Linked DNA regions of Homo sapiens: regions 2, 3, 4, 5, 6 and 7 are each linked to region 1. A link is a contact called in ENCODE Hi-C or POLR2A ChIA-PET data. All regions are on one chromosome and are shown on one strand. Each heading gives the region's core, a stretch centred on a gene start or an enhancer-like site at or near the end of the contact. The rest is flanking DNA. Distances are from core to core; before and after follow the strand shown.

Region 1 (3,595 bases), core at 502-3,001:
TATGCCTGAAAGAATAGCACCAGGATCTATTTTCATCTGCCTTATTTCAAGGTGTAATTGCTGTTGATATTTATAGACCGAAGCTTCTGTGTCTGTTCTAATAATTAGTAGAACTCCAATTCATATTTGCATTTTGAAGTTCTCACCCCCAACAAGTCCGAAGATAATTTTCCTAAAATACACAGATCCTCACTGGACTCTTTCAAGTCCTTCCAGAGATGATGCGAACCAGCGACTCAGAATTCAATGACTACAAAGCGCAGGGCCTACACCTGTAACACACTATGTATTTGGAAGGATTTTCAATGCACCTTTAGATGTGTATCAAATAAAAGTCTCTTACCCTATTGTTGGGTTGATGTTTGGATCAAAACTGTCTTCCACAAACCGCCACACAATACTCGATTTACCTACACCTGTATCCTGAAAGAGAACGAGATGAGGGACTGAGAAAAAGTTTACCTTTTGGCAGACACCAAAAACTACTTTGTGGCATAAGTTCAGGATTTTAGAAAAATCACCCTAGACGTGTAAATTTTATAAACGGAGGAACACAAAAGCGGTTGTCATAAAAATTCAGTAGAGTAATTAGGAAATTCCAACTGTACTAAAAGGGAGAGGTTTTTGCCGTTAAGACAGATTAGGACCTTTTGAGAGACCCAAAGTTTCTGCTTCGTGTAAAAAGTAACAAGTCCACTTGCTTTTTAACATATGTTAGTAAACTTTGAACTCCTGAGTTACCTCTGAGTAATCCCTGATGAATCCTAGCCCCACCCTATTTGGGGGAATAAAGATTAGTTATTGGAGTTCCTGCCGATCTTTAAGGCAGAAACTCTGGAATGACAGCATCAATTTCAGAAAGAAGGCTTTGAAATGGCCAACACCTTGTCTTTCCTGACAAGACAGGAAGCTGAAGCTTCAAACTAGTCTTTGGGGCTTCCTGATTTGAACACCCCTTTTCTCCACAGGAAGAGTTACTTGGCAAAGTAACTCTTTGGACAAGTGGCAGGGGTATCCCACAAGTTCAAAAACACCCAAGAGACAAAGTAGGCTAATGCTGCTTGTAAAACCTAAAGACCTGTTATTGGTTTTACTTTGGAAGACTTGGCCAACTCCCAACTAATACCTTGGTAAGTTGGGAGAAAACTATTTAAGAACCTCTCTTAACCCAGATGCAATAGAGAGGCAAGGGGGGGCTGTTTGCTCTTTGTGGGGCGGGAAGAGTCCACGGGCTCCAGGGAGGGGAAGGGGAAGGGTCCCTTCGGCCTCCAGGACCTTTTCGAGAGTGCAAGAGGTGGGCGGGACGGCTCCCGAGCTGGAGGGAGGGTCCACGGGGCTGGCAGACAGCGTCTTGGACGTGGGAGGGGGGAAGGGATGAGGGGACAGGGGGGATCCGGGGTCCCCGCCAGCCCAGCCTCCCGTGGCCCTCCCGGCCGGACCCGCCGCCACTCACCCCGAGCAGACACACTTTGAGCTCCCTCAGCGCCATGGCCCGGGAGCCAGGGGCGCGGGCCCGCCGCCGCCCTAAGTTGAGAAGGGAGAGGCCAGGCCCAGCAAGAGCATCCCCTGGCGCCGCTGCCGCCGCACGGCCCAGCCCCGGTCCGCGCAGAGGCGGCTGCCGCCCGTCCTCCGGCCGTAGGTCCGGCCTGTCCGCTGCCAGCCGCGTGGGGCCCGCCTTAGCAGCCGGGACGCCGCCGCGGCCTTCCGGGAGCCGCCGCCGCCGCCATCTTGGGACGCCGGCCGCGTCACCTGACCTCCCCGCCCACCTCGGCAGCCACCTTCGCTGAGAGGGCGGGGCCGGCCGGCCGGCGCGGATCGGGGGCGGGGCCCGAAGCCGACGGCCCCGCCCCTGTCTGCAGGGCCCCGCCCCTGTCTGCAGGGCCCCGCCCCTGTCTGCAGGGCCCCGCCCCTGTCTGCAGGGCCCCGCCCCTGTCTGCAGGGCCCCGCCCCTGTCTGCAGGGCCCCGCCCCTGTCTGCAGGGCCCCGCCCCTGTCTGCAGGGCCCCGCCCCTGCCGGTCCCGCCTCCATGCCCATCCCAAGATGGCGGGTGAGTGGGGCTGGGCTCGGGGGATGCCAGGGGTGCCCCTCTCTCTCTCGCCCCGTGACCACCCCGCGAGGCCGAGGGGCCCCTGCCCGACCCCGTCCCCTCTCGCCGCAGCCCCCTGGTAACTTCTTGTGTGTTTCTTGGTTTTCAGAGATCCCCCTGTACTTTGTGGACTTGCAGGATGACTTAGACGACTGTAAGTAAGAGTTGGGGCACCCCTGTCCCTCCCTGGGACCCTCTCAAAGAATTCAGAGTGCACGAAGCGCGGGGCGGGGGAACCTCAAGCCAGGCACTCCTTGTCGGGACCAGAACAGCGGGACCCCCAACTGCCTAGATCCACTGGTGGCGGTCCCTCCTCCCTGGGCGGGGCGGGCTGAGGGTGGGAGCCCTTCCCTTCCCTCGGGGGAAGGATTTTTGTTGTTGGGGAAACTTTGGACTCCCTGTCACTTCTTTTCTTCCTGCGCCTGCAGCTGCCGTGGGATGGGCGGAGGGGGTAGTCCCAAGTCCTAGTCGACCCTGGGCGGGCGGGGGGTCCGCCACCTGGGAGGTGGGTGACTTCCCTCTCAGGGCCTTGCCCTTTTCCTAGGGACTTTTTAGGACTGCTGGGGGGTTTGGGAGGTCCCCCTCTCGGTGTGGCCGGTCACGGAGTTGCACGGACTTCTCAAGTGTCCTGGCCACAAGCCCGGCTCCATCTCTTATCCCATGGAGCCCATTGGCCCCCGCATTTCTTGGGTGGGACCCTTGTCCCTTCTTGCCCTCTTTTTTGGAATCATGTTAAGGGCTGGTAGCTGGGGGAGGTGTCATCTTAGAAATCCAAGTTCGCATTTCTGGTGAAGGAAGGAAGCGTTTTCTCTCCTGTCAAGAAACTTACTGAGCAGCTATTTGCTCTGGGGGCCACGTGTTGGGCTCCGAACCTGCAAGGATGTGTTGAAAACAGCTCTACACGCAGGGAGCTCACAGGGTGTGGGGAGAGCCTACTTGTAAACAGAAAATTACCGAGCACCGGAGTGCTTGCTGGTGAAGAAGCCCTATATAAATCATCCAAATAGCTAACATTAATTGGGGGCGTACTGTACGCCAGTCATATACAGTACTTCCTCTCATCTTTCATTCCACATCTTCAGGTTTCCTAATAGTAAGAGTTGGTGTTTACTGAAAACTTACCATGGACCAGACAGCGTTAAACTCTTTTTTTTTTTTTTTTTTTTTTGAGACGTAGTCTTGCTCTGTAGCCCAGGCTGGAGTACAGTGGCACGATCTCGGCTCACTGCAAGCTCCACCTCCTGGGTTCACGCCATTTTCCTGCCTCAGCCTCCCAAGTAGCTGGGACTATAGGCGCCCGCCACCACTCCCGGCTAATTTTTTGTATTTTTAGTAGAGAAGGGGTTTCACTCTGTTAGCCAGGATGGTCTCGATCTCCTGACCTCGTGATCCGCCCACCTCGGCCTCCCAAAGTGTTGGGATTACTGGCGTGAGCCACCACGCCCGGCCCAGTCTTAAACTCTTTACACACATTAACTCAGAAGGCGCAGTTTCGGCTGGGTGCGGTGG
Region 2 (3,595 bases), core at 290-2,789, 940 kb before region 1:
GATGGTGGCTTTCTTGGTTAGTGCCATTTGATTGCAGAGAGGCAGTGGGGGACAGGTGCAGAAGACGAGGCTGGGAGTCAAGGCCCAGTCACTGTGCACGTTGACCATTTGCAGAGTTTGCTTCCTTGCCATGTCTGCCCTGCCTGGCACCATTTGAAGATGAGCAGAGCACTCCCAAGGGGAGCTGGGGAACGCTGCGGCTGAGTTGGGGGTCAGAAGTTGGTTGGAGTTGGCTTGTAAATAACTCAAAATGGCTTTCCTAATCTGTAGGTGTTTCACAGATAGAGTTTAGTTCTTCCGCCAGCCTGACAACATTTACTTGTGAAGCGTCAACAGTCTTTTTGACCAGACACCATGTTTCTCTGGAAGCTTCATATTTCTATAACTAATCGGTCTTCATCGTCGCTGCTGGTGTCACTGAACTCTACTCGAGTTTGCTTTCTCATTCCTTCCAGACTCCTCTTCTTGAGGGATTTAGAAGGGGCTTCAGGAATTTCTATGGGCTGCTCTGGCTTAGAAGGAACCACAGAATCTTTCCGAGTGATTAATCCAGATACCTGACGTTTCCTACCGTCACTTCCTAAAGAGGGGCAGGGGACAGTCATTTCCCCACACCCATACTGGCCTCTGGAAGGAAAAAACGTCTTGTGTCTCCCTTCCTTGTGGTGTGAACTAGCTGAACTTGGTCCTGAAGCTGGTATTTCAAGATGAGTTTTTTCAGTTGACTCCAGTGGAACCGAATCTGAAATTCTTTGTCCAGATGAAGGTCTCCCTGGCAAGAGGGTCTGTGCTCTGCCCTCTTCTGTGACTTTGCTGTCTGGGGAGCTTGATGTCAGAGTCCTCCCTGCAGTCTGGCTGTGGTCTCGTGATTCAGCACTGTGAATTTCCTGGGCTATGTGATCTGTTCTCACTGGCAGAGAAATACAAACGGCAGCCACAGAGGTAGCAATGTCATGGTGGGGAAAAGTTCCTTTGGACCCAAAGGAAGAAGGCCTTTGAGCATCTGAGAAGATGTATGGTTTGGGATCTGTTGAGACTGAATCCTGGGAGGCCAGCAGCTGAGTCTCCAGCAACCCAAGGTCAAGACCTTTGCCAGGGGGTAGAGGCACGTCATTAACCACTGCCAGGCAGGTGTCAGATTGCAGAGATAATCCTGATGTGGCAGCAGTGCTGTGAGTAGTACAGTCACCATGCTCACCAGCAGATGGAGAAATATCCTGCAACAAAGTGCAAAGGAAAAAAAAAGTGGGGGGGGAGGTTAATTGGTACAAAGAAAAATGTGGTCAGAAACGTGGTCCTCAATGAAAACAGGTCTTGAGGTCTTAATGATTCTTTACCAAGGGTGAACTTCAATATGACGCCCTCAATAAGTTTCCATTAATAACTAATTGGTGCATTAACTCGAATAAAGCTCCTGATTGATACAAAATAGGTTGCTGACGTCCTGTGCTTTTATCTGGCTTTGTGAAAAACAAAACCACTCAATTATCTTACCAGTTCTCAGCTTCCTTTTTTAAGTCACTACCGCTCATGAAGCGGATGTACTATTTTATAGGACTGTGTATTGAAGGGTTTTTTGGTTTTTTGGTTTTTTCCGGATGAGTGTTTTTCCAAATGTGGTCTGGATACATATTTTAGTGGTTTTCAACACGCAGCCCCACAGTCTGTCTGGGGGGGCTTCATGTTGCAGTGGCATCTGTCAGCCATCTCTCTATTCAGGTGTGCAGTAATAACATACTTGGGGTTTTTTTTAAAGAAACCATCAGAAATCATCCCAATGTTTGCACTACCAAAGCTACTCATTCGATACAGAATGTTTTGAGTTATTTGTTTGTCTTAATGGGCTTTCTGTGCCACGAATCTTCATAAGGTGATCCGAGCAAGTTCTGCCACACTGAACAAGAGCAGCAAGAACAAGCAGGGCTATACATCTAGACCAGGAATAGGTAGAGGCAGCTCAAAATCATCATGCCCACCTTCACAGTTCGTTTGTCCATTTCCCTGACAATTCTTGAACTTGTACCAAGAGAGAGGGTTCCTAAGGTTTGTCTGCAGTCACCTTCCTTCTTCTCTTCCTTCCCACAACAAGGAGGTGATTCTGAGGTGGCACAAGATGGCTCCTCTTGCAGATTCAGACCTGCAAGGGGAGAGGCACATTTACATATGACTGGAATTATAAAATTAGCAAAGAGTAATTTCCTGGGAGGTTGTCCATGACTTCTTGATCGCCTCTGAGCTCATTAACCCTCATCTCACAGGGTGTGTGCAAGAACTCAATTTATCTCCAACCAATTCACATTTGGTCAAATAAAATATATCCACTCTATGAAGGAAGGAAATGGCAAAACCAATTCTCAAAGTAGAAAAACCCCTGAATGATACATATCATAAAATATATCTATATTTCATGTTGCTTCTTCTCATCAGAGTTGTATTCCTGGTCATGTCTGTTTAGGTAAATTTTAGATCAGCTTGAATTCTCTGACATACTACCAAGTAGTCAGAATAGACGTTTCACTCGATGCATGGTGGGAACCCAGAAATATAAACCAGGTCTTAATTCCCACTAGAGTGCTGGGCAGCAAGGGATGAGGTTGGCTTTTGTGATGCTGTTGTTTTGTTGTGGTGGTTATTGTTGTGATTGTGGAAGGAAAGAAGGGCCCTGACAATATCCACAAAACAGCACTTCTCATACCTGTCTTTCCTTCATCCTTCACCCGCACTGATGACCTGGCATACCAGTCAAAAGGATCACAAAATTTCAGAGAGGGCAGGTTCCATCATGATATGAGATCAGAGAAATATCTTAAAACGACTGTGTCACTAGAGAAGAAGCACTAGACCCACTTTTAAATTTGCTTTTATTTTGATGAAAGGTACACATGTGCAGTCTGAAAAGTCAAGCCTAACTGTGTATTAAGAAAAACTGCAACCCCTGCCAACCCATCCATCTTTTCCCATTCGGGAGTCTTTTGACTTTTAGCTCCTTCATGTCTGATAACATTGTTATAGAACTACATTTTGTGGAAGTAGTAGCTGTGACTTCTCATGGGGAGAGAGGAGGGTTTCCCTCTTCTTCCAGCTCTCCTCCTCTTCAAACTTCATGACCCCCCACACAAGCACACATTCCACCTCTCTATCTTCTCAACAGTTCTCTAACCCCTATGGCCTGTTTTCATTTAGGCGAATATTCCATGTTTATATTAGTATGTTTAGGAGAATACCTGTCAGCACTGAATCTTGTAGTATACTACGATTACGTTGCCTTTCTTGTGAAAACTGCTTTCCCTGGGATTAATGACGATTTTGCTTTTTAAAAATTTTGCTGAGTTTTCTATGGACTCATTTCTAAAATCATTTTCCAACCACCTCTCCAATTGTCTGAGGTTTCATTTCATTCTGTGAGAAATGTTTCCTTGAAACTTTCTGATTTGCTCCAAGTGGACCATGTTTCTCTGCAGCATGGCTGTGCCCCTGGGGTCTCCCTTCATCCCCGCTGTGCTGATTCTCTTCGCCTCTTTCCTGGTTCCTGAACCTCTACAACTTCTTTTTTCTTGGTTTACACTCCTGCTTTCCTAACACAAAACTTCTAGTA
Region 3 (3,595 bases), core at 788-3,287, 880 kb after region 1:
AGCATCTTCTAAGTAGGAAGGGGAGACAAGGGCTTGAAGCTGGGGGAGATGGGGAAAGCCTCCCGCCCCATCCACGCCATTCCTGCCTTCCCCTCGTCCTGGGTATTTTGGAGCCTGCCAGCTGAGGAGTGCTCTCCCAGGGTTGGGACTGCAGGCGCCTGACAAACTGAAGAGCACTGAAGCTGGAGATGCAAAGAAGAGGGAGCATTGACTATGTTCTTGGAGCAACGAGCAAGTCAGTGAGGCACGCGTGTGACAGGTGCCTTTCCTGAACCCAGCAATCCTCCTCCCCTTTCCCTGGCTCTCCTGGGAACTCCTAATGAAGTCAGAATAAGCCACTCCATCAATTTATGATCCCCAGATGACTGTGTCCCTTTGCTCCTTAATCACTCAGGTACCCAGATTCTCTATTAGCAAGAAGCCCAGAACCCCCTTCTCGAGTCCTCTCTCGTTTTCAATCTTCCAAGGACACCGAAGTCTTCCTTAACCCACTGCTGGGGGTTGACTGCCGAAGGTCACTGATGCCGGGGCATCTTGCCACCACATGGGGGCACTGCCAAAGATGTGTGCAGAATAGTCCTGCAGACACTGCGCTCGGCAGCGGAGCTCATGCTAGGCGAACCCTTGCCTGGGTGTTGGAGGTCACCCACACTTGAGACTTGAGTTTACAGCTCTCATGGGTCACTCTTAAATACTCAGAGCAGAATGCCAAGTGACTCCTCATCCATGCTCCATGCACCCTGGATCCCAGAACGGGGCACATCACTTTCCTCCACCACTGTCGCCCTGCTCGCCACCACCTCCTCCCGCTAGGCCGGGCTTTCTCAACCGCCACCCCTTTGACATTTGGGGCCAGATCTTTCTCCGCTGTGGGGACATGGCAGGATGCTTGGCAGCACCCCTGGCCTCTGCCTATCAGGTGCCTGTAGCACACCACCACTATGACAAGAAAAAATGTCTCTAGACATTGCCCAACATCCCCTGAGGAGCAGAATGGCCCCAGTGGAGAGCCAGTGCCCTAGACTATTGGGGTACCACCCCTCCACGCTGGCCTGGACCCCCTCTACACTGGCCTAGACCCTCTCAACACTGGCCTGAACCCCCTTCATGCTGGCCTGGACCCCCTCCAACTGGCCTGGACTCCCTCCCCTGGCCCCTTGCCTCCCTTTCTTGACATCACAGTAGGGGTGAGCTTTAAAAAAACCACACAGCTCGTGATGCATGTCACGCTAGGTTCAAAAGCGCTGGGTGGTTTCTCTTGGTATTTGAGATCCACACCTCTGCCTTAGTGCCCGGGCCCTGCAGGGCCTGACCTCACCCCTGTCTCCAGCTTGACTGGCTCCCACACCAGGCACAAGAGCCCTGGCTGTGACATCAGCACGCTCTGTCCTCTCTGCCTTAAGCCCTGTTCAGTCTGTCGCTGCATTCCAGGCCCTTCCACACCCCAGGGGCCTGCAGAGGCCCTGGGACCCCGCCCCTGGTGTTGCCCACTCTACTACGCCTCTTGGTCCATCTGCCTGATTTATGCCTTCATTACCTTTCCTTAGTTATATCCGGTTTCTGTTTTATTAGTTTATTTTTATTGTATTTACTTCTGTCATTCCCATTAGACTGTCAGCTCCGTGAAGGCAGGGGCCTGTCTTGTTCCCTGCCGTATCCCCAGAGTCTAGAACGGCACCTGGGTTGTGGGAGGCACCCAGAAAACACCAGGTCCCTGAAGGAATGAATGAAATGGGAGTGGGCTTCTCTTGTCCTGGAAATGGGCCTTGTCCCCCACATGGCTGTGGAGCTGCAGAGGGGGAGGCTGGAACTACTGTCCTATGGGCCCCTGTGGGCTCAAGAATCCTGCACTCAGCCTAGGACCTGCAGGCTTCGTGTCTCTGGCTCTTGGGAAACAGGTGGAAACTTCCTTCCCGAGAGCCGGAAGCAGCCGCAGGCCCCGCCACACCCAGCCCTGGCCCAGCTCAAGGCGAGGCCCTGGGTCTAAATATAGAAAGTGGGTTGTGAGAGGGCGGGTTTCTTCTCTGGTGAGAGGAAGTGGCTGCTCTGATTAAAACCGGGGTTTGTTCACCCCTCATTGAGACAGTCCTCCCCACCAGCCAGGAAGAAAGGAAATGTGGCAAAATGAACCCAGCCAATGGGGCCTTCCAAAAAGGCCCGGAGAAAGCACCCGGGGGGCAGATGGTCTCTTGTTCCTCCCTGGGGAATGGCTGGGAACCCTGCAGTGAGACACAGGGGCTGCGTGTCCCTGAGCCAACTCTAGCCGCTCTGGGTCTCAGTTTGAAAAAAAAGGGATTGGCCAGATTTGATTTTCAAAGCTGATGTTACCTGGTATTGCCTGAATCAGGAGCTCTCTGAGTCTCAGTTTCCCTATCTGCAGAATGGGTTGATGATGACCATGCCTGTAACAGAACGGCTAGTAGGATTCAAGGAGGCAGTGTGTGTGGCTGGCCTAGGGCAGAGCTGGCACATGACCAGGGCTCCGAAGGTGCTCGCTGTTGTCAGATGTCCACATGAAGTTTGACAAAATGAACGCAGAGCCCCTTGTTGAAACATTACCAGGAATTTCAAGATGGGCTGGGCGCAGTGGCTCATGCCTATAATCCCAGCACTTTAGGAGGCCGAGGCAGGCGGATCGCTTGAGGTCAGGAGTTCAAGACCAGCCTGACCAACATGGTGAGACCCTGTCTCTACTAAAAATACAAAAATTAGCCAGGAATGTGGTGCACGCCTGTAATCCCAGCTACTCAGGAGGCTGAGACAGGAGAATCACTTGAACCTGGGAGGCGGAGTTTGCAGTGAGTGGAGATCATGCCCATGGGTGACAGAGTGAGAACTCTGTCTCAGAAAAAAAAAAAGAAAGAAGAATTTCAAGATGGTAACAGCAGAGCAGGAAACCCTGAGCAGGGCCCTTCCGAGCCCTGCGTGACTGTCCTGGCTTCTGAGCCCTGAGTGACTGTCCTGGCTTCTGAGCCCTGCGTGACTGTCCTGGATCATGCATCCTGATAGGATGATTTCTATCAGAGGAGCCTCGGGGAGCCTACAGAGCAGTGCACAGCCCCCAAGCCCACCCCCAGCCCAGGCCCACGCTTCCCCCACCCCCGACCCGCTGCCCTGCTGCAGTTCCACGGATGGCCCGTTTGAAGAAGGTGATGAAAGTAGTAAAAAGGTGATGATGCCCAAATGCCAGTCCTCGGGGGACGGGTGTGACAGGGCTGAGCCCTGGGGTGGGTGGGGGCTGCTCTTCCAAGAATGGGCCTCACCTATACCCCTCCTCCCTGGACCTCAACATGTCATCAGTGGAAAACACAAAATCGAAGCACTGTGCACAGCGCAGATCATTCTCATGTGAGCTGTTTCACTGGTGCACACAAAACTATGGTCCTGCAAATTGCTGTAATCATAAATAGGCAGGTGAGGCCAGGCGCCGTGGCTTATGCCTGTAATCCCACTCAAGCCCTGAGCTTGACCCTGGCAAGCCAGGACCACCATCTCCAGAAAGAAAGAAAAGGTGCAAAGAGAGTAAGTGCAGAGAGTTCCCATACGCCCTTCACCCAGCTTCTTTCCTATTAGCATTTTACAAAACCACAGGACA
Region 4 (3,595 bases), core at 475-2,974, 850 kb before region 1:
AGATAAGACCTGTCTTTGAACCTTTGCTCTGCTACCTATAAACCCTGTAACCTGGAATAAGTCACTTAAACTCTCCATGCTGTGTTTTCCTTATCTGAAAAGTGGGGCTCATGTTCATTTGTTCAAAGGATTGGATAAAACCATAGATGTGATTTGTCCAGACGTGGTAGACTCTCCCTGTGTCTGTTCCTGCCCCACTCCCCTAACCAAACAGCCTACCCTACCTCCCTTTTACAGTCTTGGTTCTCTGCTTACATGATGTTCATGGTCTCTACCAGGAGAAAAGTCTCTCTAGCTGGTAACTCCACGGCGCCTGATAGTGAGCCCATTTCCCCTAGGCAGGTGCTTTTGGGTAACCCTGCTCACATGGCACTCCTCCTTCAGGACCAACCCTCCCCAGCTTCCCAGCGGAAGCACAGCTAAGGAAGCAAATCTCACAGACCCCAACATTGCCACAGAACCTAAGTGTTCTCTCTGATTAATATTAGCCTATGGTCCTAAATACTTGCTCTTAGCTGGGGCAATAAAGCGAGGGTGGTTAAAAGGCATATTATTTTAAACTGGCCCTGACGTTGATTCTGTTTTTCCCAGTCAGCTAATGTTACCATTTTTCTAAGTTGCATCCTGTCCCTCGTTGCATTTTGGTAGATAACATCTCTGGTTTCATTCTTACAGAAAGATTTGCTACGGGAAAGGAGAAACACGTTACCTCTCAGAGCATGGCTTCCATGGCTGATCTGAGATAGCCTCCAGCTCTTTGCTATTTTGGATACTGGGAAGTCAGATATGTGTATAAATACATGGACTATTGGCCCTTGTAAATCTCATTGAAAAATGCTACCCTTGGGTGGCTGATCAGTAGAATTGCTATAAATAGTAGCTCTATCAAATACCTTGATATTTCAATTATATTATATACAAATAAAAAACTTGGCCTAATAAAACATACATATATATGTGTATATATATACCACACATACTTGGGCTAATATGTTCTAACCAATTCACACTTTCAGTTTAATTAGGTTCATCACTGGGAAAAAAAACAGTTTATAAAGCAATAAATTTTCTTATAAATGTTTTTCTGTTTAGTAGAACATGGATTGTGGACCTGGTTTCTGACAGCCATTTTGAATTGTAGTAAATATTTTGACAAAAGCAACAGCAGTATTAAGCACATGAGAGAATTACTTGAACTGGGTCACACACAGTTTTACGTAGCATTTTCCCTTTAACTGCGTGCTTGAAGATAAATATATCATTAAGAACATAGAGTAAAAGAGTTTTTTTTTAACTGACATTTTATATATGCTTATGTCATGGAGCATGTTACATACCTTTATAAACAGTGGAGTGTTTTCAGCCAATGATGCTCTGATTCAAACACAATGATCTGGTTGCCCAGAGAAGACACCCACAGGTCCAGAAAGGACCACTGGGCTGGCCCCACAGAGAAGAGATGAGCTCAAGAGCCCGTGCTCTCACTCTCTGTAGGGAGCTCGCTACTCTTTGCTGAGAGGGCATTTTAGTGTTCTCTCCCAGTTCCTACTCTGCAGGCAGCATCTCAGAGAACGGAGAGATGCTCCCTGAGCCTTAGAAAATAAAATAAAATAAAAGAGGGCAGCCTCCTGTGGCTTGGCCTTTATGTCAAGTCCACGTTTAACTGAGAAAAGCACCATTTCAAGCAACCTGGAAGAGACTCAAGCAGAGATAAAACTTGGTATGGCCCAGAAATAGGAAGTAAATTATTTCCTATACATTACCTAACGTCACGGTAGCAACCCTTAGAAAACAGGAAGAGATAGAAGCAGACACGAAAAAAAAAAAAAAAGAGCCACCGCTCAGCTCTTTAGTAATTGTTACTATTGACCTAACAACCTATAAAGAGCTTGCTGCCCAGAAATGTAGGTGTGCAAAAAAACATTGCATTAGAGATGAGGTTGTTCTGTGCAGGCAAGTTTAAGAATTAGAGCCTAGGTGGTCGTTTTCCTGGAGATGTGGATGGAACAAGTGTTTGCAGAACCTCCACATGTAACCCCAGAGGTTCCTGAGGGCCCAGAATGAGCATTTCCACTGCAATTGACTATGGTGGGAGGTCCCAGTGAAAGATTTCTGCGATGCTGTCTTTATGTAAAATGGTGATATTTTGTTCAACATGGATTTGTTTGAATTAGGTTTTATTTTTAAGATATGGCACTGATCACTCTATTCAACATAGTACTGAAAATCCTAGCCAGAGCAATCAGGCAAGAGAAAGAAATAAAAGGCATCCAAATAGGAAAAGAGGAAGTCAAGTTATCTCTCTTCACTGATGATATGATTCTATATCTAGAAAACCCTAAAGTTGCCACCAAAAGACTCCTAGACCCAATGAATGACTTCAGTAGTTTAAGGATACAAAAATCAATGTACAAAAATCAGTAGCATTTCTATACACCAGTAATGTTCAAGCCGAGAGCCAAATCAAGAACACAATCCCATTTACAATAGCAACACACACACACACACACACACACACACACACACACACCTAGGAATACATCTAACCAAGGAGGTGAAAGATCTCTACAAGGAGAACTACAAAATACTACTGAAAGAAAACAAACAAATGATAAAACACTCCATGCTCATGGATTATAAGACTCAATATCATTAAAATGTCCATACTGCTCAAAGCAATTCAACACTATTCCTATCAAATTACCAATGTCATTTTTCACAGAATTAGAAAAAAACTATTCCAGAATTCATATGGAACCAAAAAGGAGCCCGAATAGCCAAAGCAATCCTAAGCAAAAATAACAAAGCCAGAGGCATCACATTATCTGACTTCAAACTATACTACAAGGCCACAATAACCAACACAGCATGGTATTGGTATAAAAATAGACACACAGACCAATGGAACAGAATAGAGAACCCAGAAATAAAGCTGCACACCTAAAACCAACTGATTTTCAACAAAGTCAACAAAAATAAACAGTGAAAGAAAGGACCCCCTATTCAATAAATGGTGCTGGGGAAACTAGCTAACCATATGCAGAAGAATGTTGAATAGAGTGATTAGTGCCACTCTAATTCCAGAATGAAACTGGACTCTTACCTCTCAATATATACAAAAATTAACCCAAAATGAATTAAATACTTAAATGTAAGACTTCAAACTATAAAAATCCTACAAGAAAACCAAGGAAATACTCTTCTGAATGTCAGCCTAGACAAAGAATTTAAGACTAAGTCCTCAAAAGCAAATGCAACAAAAATAAATATTGACAACTGGTACCTAATTAAACCAAAGTGTTTCTATGTAGCAAAAGAAATAATCAACAATGTAAACAGACAACCTATGGAATGGGAGAAACGATTTGCAAACTATGCAGCCAACAGAGGTCTAATATTCAGAATCTATAAGGAACTTAAACAAACAACAACAAAACCATTAAAAAGTGAGCAAAGGTCATGAAGAGACACTTCTCAAAAGAAGACATGCAAGCAGCCAACAAGCATATTTTAAAAATGCTCATCATCTCTGATTATCAGAGAAATGCAAATCAAAACCACAATGAGATACCATCTCACAGCAGTCAGAATGGCT
Region 5 (3,595 bases), core at 492-2,991, 630 kb after region 1:
AAGTGTGGCGTAAATGCCCCCGGAGACTGCGGCGTGAGAGATGACATTGAAAAAGGTCTGGCTTTTAGAGCTCAAACCTGGGAGGCTTGGACTCTTTTTTCTTCTTCTTCTCCTTTTCTGAAGAGTTGGAGAAGCCGGAGTTTCAAGACCGTCTTGGTGTGCTGCCTTATTTAGGAGGCGAGCTGCTGCTCATTTGTCAGGCAAAACAGATGTGGTGGGGAGACAACATCTATTTTCATAATTCGAAACAAATCTGGCGAGCCGCCTTCCTTTTCAGCGGGGCCTGCTCATGCAGAAAGCCCAGCTCCCAGGCAGCATCTAGCAGAAATATTTATAGCTCATCCATTGAACTTTCCTTCCTCCAGGAGGAGTTGGTTTCTGCTGGCGATGGGGACACAGACTTGACAGGGAGTGGGTGCTGTTTCAGGGATTTTTTTTAAATCAAAAACTGGAGGAGTGTGGGTCACAGCCAGCGACGCAGCTGTGCCTCTCCTTCTCGTGTCCTTTCGTCTTCCAGGTGTGGGGCGGTGGGCACGGGAGCCTGCTCTGTAGCATTCAGCAGCCTCTTTACTGGGAGGGCAGTTAAAGGCTGACTTTGAAACTCCTCTGGGCCGGCGCCTAGGACCCCGACACTCCAGGGAGACCCAGAACCTGGGCCCCTAGTTACCAGTGACTTTGTGCTTAGGTATGCAAGGGCAGCGGGCTGTCATTTCCCCATTTTATGGATGAAACCACCGAGGCTCAGAGAACAGCTTGCCCAAGGTCACACAGGGAACCGCTGGTGGAGCTGGTCCCCCGCTCTGAGCACCATTCACACTCAGCTCAAGCCTTCATTCCCACTGGGAGCCTTTGCTACGCCGTCACCTCCCATCGAAGGTAGCTGTGTCTGTCTGTGTGTAATAGTGACCTAAGGAAGGAGGACAGACCCGGTATTTGGGCGAATCACCCATCTTCTGTTCATTTATCCAGTAGGTGAGCTCCTTCCCTGTGCCACTGGAGATGGGAGGACCTGGTGAATGGAACAGGCCTGAGCCTGCCCTCAGGGAGCTACTAGTCTGGTGCAGATGGGAAACAGAGTCAGATACTGAACGGAGGAGGAGATTCGACAGTGTCACATGACTGTGCCTGGGGGCTGCTTTATTGGTCTGAGAGGGTCTCTCAGCAGGGCTGACCTTGTGCTGAGAATGAGGGATGAGAAGGAGTCAGCGGTGGGAAGACCTTGGGGGGAGTACCTCAGGCAGAGAGGAGAAGCCGAGAGGGTGAGGTCTGCTAAGCTAGGTGTGGTGGCCATGTCCAGTTCCCAGCTGGCCGTGTCACCTTGAGGGGGGACTGACCAGGTTGCAGTTCCTTCTTCTGTAAAATGAGGGGGTGACTAAAGCGTACACAAGTTCTGATTCTGGGAAAACCACAGAGAATCGAGTTTTGTAAGGTGCTGCCAGCAGGGGAGGAGGTGGAGGGTACGTGGAGAGCTCTATTATTGCTTACAGAATTGAACGTGAAACGACAATGGTTGCTAAATTAAAAAGTTGGTTATTTTAAGCAGTGAAAGGTCTGGGAGGGCCGTTCCCTTCTTGATGCTGGGACCACCCTTGTAAGAGGCAGCGCCACACCATCCTCACGGTCGTCTCAGGCAGGGGACACCCTAGAGAGGTCTCTCGCTGTCACCCGCAGATGGCAGAAGTGGGACTGGCTCCGGGGCAACCCCTGGTTGCCTCGCACAGGGCTCCCTCCCTGGCAGGAAGGAGGCCCATGCAGGGTGAGGGTGCCCTCAGGAGCTCAGGCAGGCGGCAGGTTTGGAGGGACGGGGGTTCCCAGTGGCAGTGATGGAGGGGTGTTTCTCATTCCCCACTGCCGTGATTCCATGCAAGTGGATGGAGCGTGCTGGAGAGGTCAGGAAGGAGCATGGGCGCCTGCCTCACCCCTGCCCCACCAGCACTCAGGCAGGCCTCACAAATCACAATGGGCCCTGTCCCTGGTAGCACCCAGGGTTGATGAATGGGGACTCCCAGGCCCTGGGGCACTTGGAAATCCCTCATGCAAAAGGTGGAAACTAGAAGTTGTCCTGCAGATTGACATTCTCAGAACTCCTTCCCTCCCTTCCTCACTGACCCGGCCCCGACCCGTGGGATGATTTTCATTCTCCTGCCTCCAGAGAAGGACCTGTGCTTACGTCCTCACGCAGACTGCTCTCCGCCACTTTCCCTCACCCATGTATTCATTTCACAAGCATTTACGAAGTGCCTCCTGTGTGTCTGGCATGGTGGTTGGTGCCAGTGTGCGTTGATCGGTGATCAAGGTGGTTGCGACTCCAGCCTACAGAAATGTACAATCCAAGTGTGAAATGAACAACTGCCCTTTCCTAAGCGTTTGCTTTCAAAGCAGATGTTTTTAGACTAAGTTGTTGTTATTCTTCAAACCGGTTGTGTGTGGTTTCAGTCCCTGCTTCTGTCTTCACATTGAGGCCTAATTAGGAATCAGCTGTTGCCTAGCTAATGTTTATTGAGCAAGCACTATGCACCCGGCACTGTGCCTGAGATATTCACTATCATCTGATTTAATCCAGAGTTTCTCGACCTTGGTGCTGACGTTTGGGCTCAATAATTCTTTTCTGTGGGGGACTTCCCTGTGCGTGGCAGGGTGGATGTTTAGCTACTTCCCCTCGCCCACTGGATGCTAGTAACACCCCCTCCCAGTTGTGGCAACCACAAGTGTTTCCAGATATGGCCAGATGTCCCCTGGGGCAAAATCATCTCCGGTAGAAGAACCACACCTTAGCCCTAGCAGCTGCCCTTGAGGTCCCAGTCCCTTCATCTGCAGAATGCGGGTGTTGACGGGACTCCCCAAAGCGGCTCCTTGGGAGCTTTGAATGATATAATGCACTTAAAGCTCTTAGCACAACCCAGCTAAAGCTGGAGTGGCTGCAGCTCTCCCCGCTGGTGTGTCTGAGTGTCTGACGGGCAGAAGTCGTTTTTACCATCCACTCATCCCCCGACGGTTCCCTGGGGCTTGCAGTGCAAGCCAGACTCCATGCCACAAGCTAGGCTCACCTTGCAAAGATGGTCAAGGTCACAGCCATTGTGACCCTCACTCCCACCAGGGATGCCTGCGTGGACAGCCTGTACCCAAGGAACTGGAAGGCGCAGGCTCTGGCTCTAGCCAGCTTTGCACGGTTGCTCTGTGTCTCTGGGCAACTCCCTCCCCCTCTCTGGCCCTGTCCTTTTCTCATCTGACCCATTTTAGGGGCTTCTAAGCCACTCTCCTCCCCTAGAAACTCAGTATCTAAGAGGGTGAGTTTTTTCCCAAGGTTTTCCCCTGGGTCGTTTACAATTCTGATCACTTAGGGATCTCTGAGCCACTCACAGTGCCAGGTGACCACCCCCTTCCAGCATAACAAATTCACCTATGTGGCTCCAGCAGTTGCTTTCACATCCTGGGCTTCATAATTGAACAAGTGGTTCCTTCACTAAGGAAGCGAGCGCCTGGTTGGAATCTGTTCATCCATAGCGGGCGCTTGTAAGTCCATTCCCTGCAGGTCCCGGAACCCGCCACTGAACGATGTCAATTTCAGCCTGTTGGACACGGCTCCCGCATTGTC
Region 6 (2,614 bases), core at 1-2,500, 580 kb before region 1:
CCGGGACACGTCTGCTCCGCGCACACACAGTCAGTCGGTCCTGCCCGAAACGCACCAAGTCGCGCCCAGCGGCAACCGCCCTCCCTCCTCCCCTCGCCGCCCCCCTCCCGACTCCGGCGCCACGACTCCCTTGCGCCCCCTCCCCCCCACTGCACCACCTTTACCGCTCCGATCCTTTCCGAGGGGCTGATGTCACCAGCCCCCCCACTCTCCTCGGCCACTTCTCCCCGCCAAAGCCTCCCTTTGGCGAGGCCCCCTCCGCCACCACGGCGCCCCCCAGCGTCACCCCCTCCTCTCCTCGCCCCTTTCTTCCCCTCTTTCCCTCTCCCAACAAATCTCACACCCCACGGAGGCGGGTCCCCCTCCCTCTACCCGCCACCCGGTTTCCTGTCCCCGAAACCCTCTTTTTGTCGCAGTCTCCGGAGCCCCATGGGCTCCCCCTCCCCCTCCCCAACACGCACCCAAACCCCTGGCGTCGTGTAGGCCTCGCGGAAAAAGAGAGAAAGAGAGAAAGAGGGGGAGAGCGAGAGCGAGAGCAAGAGAGAGACACTGAGCGGGCAGGCCGGGGGAGGGGGACCCGCGCCCGCGTCGCCACGGCCCCCCGCCCCGTTTTTGAGCCCCCGCCCGGCCGAATCCGCGCCCCTGGGTCCCCCTTCCGGCCTCGCCCCCCACAGACAGAGCCCGCGAACGGGCGGGGGGCTCGGGAGCGCGCGCCCGGGGCGGGGGGCGGGCTCGGCGCGCGCGGCCTGCGGGGCGCCCTTCGAGGGCCCCCGGGCCGGGGCCGGCGCCCCCCGCCCGCCCTTACCCAGCAGCAGCAGGCGGTGCGTGGCCCGGTAGACCTGCTTGTCCTTCTGCAGCTGCTTCTCGATCTTTTTGTTGGCCTCACGCTGCGCCTTCTCCTCGTTGCGCTGGTCCTCGGTCTTACTGTTCCCGAGGCAGCCCATGGCGGCGGCGGCGGCGGCGGGGCGCGGCCGGGCTGCGGCGGCGGCGGGCGCGGGCGGCCTCACGCGGGCCGGGAGGGCCGGGGCAGCGCCGGGCGGGCGGGCCGGGCGCGGGCTCGGCTCCTCGGCAAGGAGCGCGCGGGGCGGACTGCGGGCCGCGGGCCGCGGGGCGCGCGGACGGGCGGGAAGGGGAGGGTGTCGGTCGGACCGAGGGGCGCGCGCAGCTCCCCGCCCCTCGAGCCGAGGCCGAGGGGGCTGATGGCCGCCGCCGGGCCGAGGCGGACCAGAGCAGGAGCTGCGGGAGCTGCTGCCGCCGCTGCCGCCGCCGCCGCTCTTATTGCCTCGGCCGGGCCCCCGCCGCCGCCCCGAGCCAAAAGCGCCGCGGCGGGCGGGGGGAGGCGGGGGGAGGAGGAGGCGGCGGCGGCGAGGGGGGTGGAAGGAGGAGGAGGAGGAGGAGGGCCGAGGAGCGGCCGCGGCGGCGGCGGCGGCTGGGAGGGCGGGAGCCGGCGGAGGGAGGCGGCCCCCCGGGAGCCCGGGGAGGGGGTCCCTCCGCCCGCGCCCGGCCGGGGACGGGACGGGCCGGGGAGACGCCCCCCACCCCCCGGGCTCGGGCAGCAGCCCGGCTGAGCCGAGGGGGGAGAGGGGGCGTCTCCGCGCCAGTGACGACCCCTCGCACGACGCCAACGCTCCACCCCCCGGACCGCGTCGCCCGGCGCCCCCGAGGCCTCCTCCCCCTCCCGCGGGCGCCGCCGAGGGGCTGGGGTGGGCGGAAGGGGAGGGAGCGCGCGCCCGGACTTAGGAAAATTTTCGAAAGAGCGAGAGACACAGAGAGCCAGAGAGCAGGAGTGTGGAAAAAGCGAGGCGAGCACGAACCAAAGGACAGAGCAACCGAAAAGGAAAATGTGTCCACACACACACACGAACACGAATAAAAACCCACACTACACAGCGATGGTGGTGTCTGGTGGCGGTGGCGGGGTGGGGGGTCTGACTAGATGAGCCGCTCCTCGCGCCCCCGGCGCCGGGCGCCATGGCCCGAGCCGAAGGCGCCTCTGGCCCCGGAGCGCCCGCGGCCTCTGCGCTTGGCGCGGCCGCCCAAGTAGGAGAAGAAGGCGCAGCCCAGGAACACTCGGAAGCAGCAGGTCGCCCCGAACACGAAGCCGCAGCCGCGGCCCTGCTCCGTGCGCTTCTGCAGCAGGAAGTTGAGCACCCACGAGGGGCTGCGCACCGAGAAGACCAGGAACACCACGAGGGGCAGGTGGGCGCTCAGCGCGCCAGCCTTGAGCGGCCCGGGCCGCCACACGATGCCCCCAACGCGCGGCGCCGCGTAGTAGGCGTCGTCCTCGTCGCTCGAGTCCGTGTCCCAGTCAGCCCAGGCCCTACTCGTGCCCCCGGCGGCGGCGCCCTCCTCGGCGCCCCCGACGGCGCCCTCCTCGGCGCCCTCGTCGTCGTCGGCGGCGGCCGCGGCGGCGGCGGCCTCGGGGCATCGGGCCTCCTCCTGGGCTTCTGGCACCTTCTTCTTCTTCTTCTTCAGCATCTTCTCCATCTTCTTCCTCTCCTTCTCCTTCTTCTTCTCCTCCTTTCGCCTCTGCTCCAGCAGCTTCTTCTCGAGCTTCTTGCGCTCCTTGTCTGTTAGGAACTTTTCGGGGAGCGCCTCCCGCGCCGGGTTCTTG
Region 7 (3,595 bases), core at 546-3,045, 560 kb before region 1:
TGCTACATGCAGTGTGTTCCTAACTTTAAAATAAAACAAAAATTGGACCATCGTTTTAGAATCAGGAGGTAAACACTTGGGAAAGCAATAAGAGGTGAGAGGGCAGTGGTCAGAGCTCAGAGGGTGGTGGTGGCCCCCGTCTTGGCACACAAGAGAGGCCTCTGTCCCAGCTCTTCTGGTTGGCACTTGAACGAACAAGGGACCTCATGGGGCAGTGAGATGGGGAGGAGAGGATGCCCCAGCCTGGATTGTGAACCTGCCTCTCCTCCCCGTACTCCTGTCCGGTCTAGCCAGCCTGGCCCCTCAGCTGTGCCAGCCACACCCTCCTTGGCAGCGCTCCACCCCCTGCCTGGTAGAAGGATAATCACTTGCAACCTGATCCTCTCCTCTGTTCTGGACTAGAAGTTCCTAGAGGGCAAGGACCCCATTTGGTGCTTAGAGCTAAACTTGGCAAAGGCACTCTTTTCTTTTTTCTTTTCTTCTCTTTTTTCTTTTCCTTTCTTTTCTTTTCTCCCCCTCCCTCCTCCCTCCCTTCCTTCTTCCTTCCTTCTCTCTTTCCTTTCCCTCTTTTTTCCTCCTCTCTCTCCCTTTTAATTTTTTTGGTTTTTTTTTTGTTGTTTGTTTTTTTTTTTTTTTTCGACGGAGTATCATTCTTGTTGCCCAGGATGGAGTGCAATGGCACAATCTCGGCTCACTGCAAACCCTGCCTCCCGGGTTCAAGCGATTCTCCTGTCTCAGCCTCCCGAGTAGCTAGAATTACAGGCATGCGCCACCATGCCCAGCTAATTTTGTATTTTTAGTAGAGATGATGTTTCTCCATGTTAGTCAGGCTGGTCTTGAACTCCTGACCTCAGGTGATCTGCCCACCTCGGCCTCCCAAAGTGCTGGGATTACAGGCGTGAACCACTGCTCCCTTTCAAATTTTTAAATTTAATCTCTATTTACTTCTTTCCTTCCGTTTGCACCTTAATTTCTCTTTGTCTCTCTCTTTCAACAATAAACAACTGGCCAAAGGGAATTGGTTTTAATTTCTGAGTCGTTCACAAGGACCCCGGGATTTCAAAAGATCAGAGAAGGAAAAACAAAGGGAGGGAACCTCAATTCTTTCCCTGCTCTTCCCCGCTAGCGAAAGGACTGAACAAGTGAAAGAACTGTGGAAGGACGATGGCGAACATGGAAGAGCTCTAAGGAAACTGTCCTGTAGTGTGTGTTTGTGGAGCAGGGGGATTAATATGAAACTGCACACCATGATTCATGCCCTCTCAAAACTATGCATACACCTGAGTAAAGAACAGGGGGAGATAATGATCAGTAAAATCACAGCAGGGTGAGGGTAGGCTGGGGGGATTTCCTGTAATATTATGATGTCATTTTAACAATAAATACAACTAGAAGAAAAGGCGCCCGGCCAAGTGTGGGATGTGGGTTCCATGTCATGTGGGAAGCGAAAGTGGGCAGTTGGGCCCCAGAAGGGAGAGTTCTAAGAGGGTGTGGTTCCCTCTAAGGGAGGGATTTGTGCGTCTGGCGCAGGGAGAAGACTGACCAAGAAAGCCACCAAATAAACAGACCAAACCCCCAACCACCCCTCCCCTGAGAAAAGCACAGAATGGCTGTATTGGTGTTAAAAGTAAGGTCCCCGGGACCCAAGACAGGATGAGAGCCCCAACCAAAACACCCTGGAAACATGGGGCTTTTTTTCCATTTGGGCATCCTACATTTCATCTAGAGAATTCCAAGATCCCAATTTCTGAGAGCAGACCCAGCCATTCTGAGCTCTCTGCTGACCTCTGGTGGGGAGGAGCTCCCATGGCCCAGGAAAGGTTGGAAAGAGGCAGCCACCTGCCCTGGCCTCCTCTGTTCCCCACGGTCTACAGGGTCACCTGCCCTCAGCCACCACTCAGGGCTAGAAGTCAGGGACTGTGAGGAGGAGAAAGTGCAAGAAAAGCTTTAAAGAATCCTCAGAGGAATATGGGCATAAGAGAATCATGTTGTAGGAAAGTTATCAAGTAAAAGAAAATTTTTTAAATAGATGGGTGGGAGGGACGTTTACCTTAAATCAACCCTGTGTATTCAGTTTCTTTAACTTTACAATCTTAAGAGAGAGGGGAGAAAGAATGTGTATATGAATGGGGTATGGAGGGTAAATTTGATCAGAAAGAAATAAATTCCCATTGGAGGACTTTGTAGGTCCTTGTGTGGGAGGCCTGTGTGGCCCTTCTCAAATAGATGACCTCATCATTTTCCAGCTGCTGGGTGGGGTGGTGCAGGGGGCAGAAATGGAAGGGAATGGCAACGGTACCTGTTCTTGGAACCAAGGAATTTGACCCAGACACCATCGGACCCAGCTTCCCCTCCCGTGGAAACGAGGCCTAAAGAAGCCAGAAGTGGCCTGCCCCAAGGCAGTGCTGAGCCTGAGATGGACAGTAGGGGTCCCATCCTTAGAGAGGACACCTTCGCTAGTGAGAATGCCCCAGTGTGCCGTGAAGCACTGAGAAGTGGAGAGGGGTTGAGGAGGGGAAGAACTTAAAACTAGCCCTGAGGTCTCAGAGATCCTGAAAAACACAATGATACTTGCATGAATGGAAAAGCAATGATGTATCCCTAGCAAGTCCCTTCTCTGTAAACAATCATTGACCATGCACCTCAAATTCTACTTCATCTCTCCATATTGTCTTAAATGCTAACTTCTCCAGGTAGGCCCCTTAGATTTCCCTGGTGGAAACTGGAGCTCTGCTCACCTATGAACCTCTTTTCTAGCCCTTGATTGAGGTGTGAAAGAGTTTACCACCAAACTCTGCTCCCACAAAGATTCTCCCGGTGATTGGGACCCAGAAACTATTAATTATTTACCAAAGGACAACAGAGGGCCCTACCATTTGATTTCCTATACAATCTGCCATTTTGGAACAGACATTTAAAAAAATTTGTGTTGGATAGGGGGTTGGCATACCTCATCTATTGAAACTTTATAAGATAATTAAATAAGTTTTAAAGTGAGAAAGACATCCCTCCTGTTTTTTCAATTGAGAAAAACTAGAACCAGGGATTTGTCCAAGATCTCAGGACCAGTTCCCAGGAGAACCGGGGCACCAGGGCGGTGAATCTGGAGGTTACCTGATCGTGTGCTTTCCTGCCTTGGCTAAGATCTTCAGATCCACTCGTTAAAAGTTGCCGGGATTTGTCCTTAGATGTCAATTGCTCAACTGAAACCTTTTAAAAACATTCCTCAGCCTTAGGGGCAGGGGCCGTGTCCTTGGGAAGGAGGATTTAGGGAGGGGGATGCGGGTTCTGCCTTAGGCGCCGGCGCAAGGGTGAATTTTTGAAAGCCAGGCTGTCAATCGTAAAAGCCGAGCGCCATCTGCCAGCCGGTTCTGAGTAGCCTTGCTTTCTTTCATTGTTTCCACTTCCCAGCCCTGAATAATTTGTGTTCTCATTTATTTCCCTCCAAAAAAAAGGTAGTTCCTGCTCAGAAAGTCCCCCCAAAATAAGAACCCCATTTAAAAATAAATCTTAGAAGAGAGTGAGAGAGCGAGAAAACAAAGGAAAAGTGAGAAAGAAATTCGAGAACTCCTTAGGAGGCTGCTTTCCGTTCTCC

Evidence for each region. Hi-C counts contacts between places; a loop is a spot of excess contacts on that map. ChIA-PET counts read pairs that join two places held with the same protein, here RNA polymerase II (POLR2A). Pooled maps may share reads with other maps.
Region 2: a loop to region 1 is called in a map of CD8-positive, alpha-beta T cell, with 5 times the contacts of the local background. The contact joins the enhancer-like site here to the promoter of RAB22A in region 1. A Hi-C loop is called at or near these places in 1 of 168 maps with a recorded cell type or tissue (CD8-positive, alpha-beta T cell) and 4 of 50 pooled maps. POLR2A ChIA-PET finds 5 or more read pairs at or near these places in 1 of 52 experiments (activated B cell).
Region 3: a loop to region 1 is called in a pooled map, with 6 times the contacts of the local background. The contact joins the enhancer-like site here to the promoter of RAB22A in region 1. A Hi-C loop is called at or near these places in 6 of 50 pooled maps. POLR2A ChIA-PET finds 5 or more read pairs at or near these places in 2 of 52 experiments (activated CD4-positive, alpha-beta memory T cell and activated T-cell).
Region 4: a loop to region 1 is called in a map of CD8-positive, alpha-beta T cell, with 8 times the contacts of the local background. The contact joins the promoter of ZNF831 here to the promoter of RAB22A in region 1. A Hi-C loop is called at or near these places in 3 of 168 maps with a recorded cell type or tissue (CD8-positive, alpha-beta T cell and posterior vena cava), 1 of 37 single-sample maps with no recorded cell type and 11 of 50 pooled maps. POLR2A ChIA-PET finds 5 or more read pairs at or near these places in 1 of 52 experiments (activated CD4-positive, alpha-beta T cell).
Region 5: a loop to region 1 is called in a map with no recorded cell type, with 6 times the contacts of the local background. The contact joins the enhancer-like site here to the promoter of RAB22A in region 1. A Hi-C loop is called at or near these places in 3 of 37 single-sample maps with no recorded cell type and 9 of 50 pooled maps. POLR2A ChIA-PET finds 5 or more read pairs at or near these places in 2 of 52 experiments (A549 and activated B cell).
Region 6: a loop to region 1 is called in a map of B cell, with 10 times the contacts of the local background. The contact joins the promoter of GNAS here to the promoter of RAB22A in region 1. A Hi-C loop is called at or near these places in 8 of 168 maps with a recorded cell type or tissue (B cell, CD4-positive, alpha-beta T cell, CD4-positive, alpha-beta memory T cell and 4 more), 13 of 37 single-sample maps with no recorded cell type and 19 of 50 pooled maps. POLR2A ChIA-PET finds 5 or more read pairs at or near these places in 4 of 52 experiments (CD4-positive, alpha-beta T cell, MCF 10A, T-cell and 1 more).
Region 7: a loop to region 1 is called in a pooled map, with 2.2 times the contacts of the local background. The contact joins the enhancer-like site here to the promoter of RAB22A in region 1. A Hi-C loop is called at or near these places in 6 of 37 single-sample maps with no recorded cell type and 7 of 50 pooled maps. POLR2A ChIA-PET finds 5 or more read pairs at or near these places in 3 of 52 experiments (CD8-positive, alpha-beta memory T cell, Caco-2 and MCF 10A).

What each region holds. Positions count from the first base shown.
Region 1 is chr20:58,307,871-58,311,465 of GRCh38, reverse strand. It overlaps RAB22A (RAB22A, member RAS oncogene family), which reads right to left and starts at 1,751. Exons shown (of 7, transcript NM_020673.3): 1 at 1,454-1,751; 2 at 344-423. The coding sequence starts at 1,489. It also overlaps the pseudogene PPP4R1L. RefSeq lists silencers at 1,353-1,682, 1,723-2,282.
Region 2 is chr20:59,251,520-59,255,114 of GRCh38, reverse strand. It overlaps ZNF831 (zinc finger protein 831), which reads right to left. Exons shown (of 6, transcript NM_178457.3): 5 at 1,977-2,137; 6 at 1-1,217. The coding sequence ends at 372. Among named protein-coding and RNA genes, the nearest start is that of EDN3, 47 kb to the left of the region's middle. Within about 2 kb of position 1,539, at least 3 of the 41 ENCODE cell types and tissues checked have a DNase peak (open chromatin) inside an H3K27ac peak, as active enhancers do; they include CD8-positive, alpha-beta T cell, where a contact is called at or near this core.
Region 3 is chr20:57,431,498-57,435,092 of GRCh38, reverse strand. It overlaps LOC124904939 (a long non-coding RNA gene), which reads left to right. Exons shown (of 2, transcript XR_007067672.1): 2 at 1-432. Among named protein-coding and RNA genes, the nearest start is that of RBM38-AS1, 40 kb to the right of the region's middle. RefSeq lists enhancers at 1,362-1,441, 2,303-2,352. Within about 2 kb of position 2,037, at least 16 of the 41 ENCODE cell types and tissues checked have a DNase peak (open chromatin) inside an H3K27ac peak, as active enhancers do.
Region 4 is chr20:59,161,950-59,165,544 of GRCh38, reverse strand. ZNF831 (zinc finger protein 831) reads right to left here and starts at 1,724. Exons shown (of 6, transcript NM_178457.3): 1 at 1,338-1,724.
Region 5 is chr20:57,679,502-57,683,096 of GRCh38, reverse strand. The region is part of intron 1 of PMEPA1 (prostate transmembrane protein, androgen induced 1); the gene reads left to right. Among named protein-coding and RNA genes, the nearest start is that of PMEPA1, 29 kb to the left of the region's middle. RefSeq lists enhancers at 631-1,131, 1,441-1,490, 1,581-1,640, 2,051-2,160, 2,541-2,610 and 2 more and a silencer at 1,059-1,222. Within about 2 kb of position 1,741, at least 10 of the 41 ENCODE cell types and tissues checked have a DNase peak (open chromatin) inside an H3K27ac peak, as active enhancers do.
Region 6 is chr20:58,890,057-58,892,670 of GRCh38, reverse strand. It overlaps GNAS (GNAS complex locus), which reads right to left and starts at 1,250. Exons shown (of 13, transcript NM_000516.7): 1 at 806-1,250. The coding sequence starts at 944. RefSeq lists silencers at 93-182, 1,053-1,272, 1,283-1,782, 1,843-1,992.
Region 7 is chr20:58,868,656-58,872,250 of GRCh38, reverse strand. All of the region lies in intron 3 of LOC101927932 (a long non-coding RNA gene), which reads left to right. It also overlaps a transcript of GNAS not described here. Among named protein-coding and RNA genes, the nearest start is that of GNAS, 21 kb to the left of the region's middle. Within about 2 kb of position 1,795, at least 2 of the 41 ENCODE cell types and tissues checked have a DNase peak (open chromatin) inside an H3K27ac peak, as active enhancers do.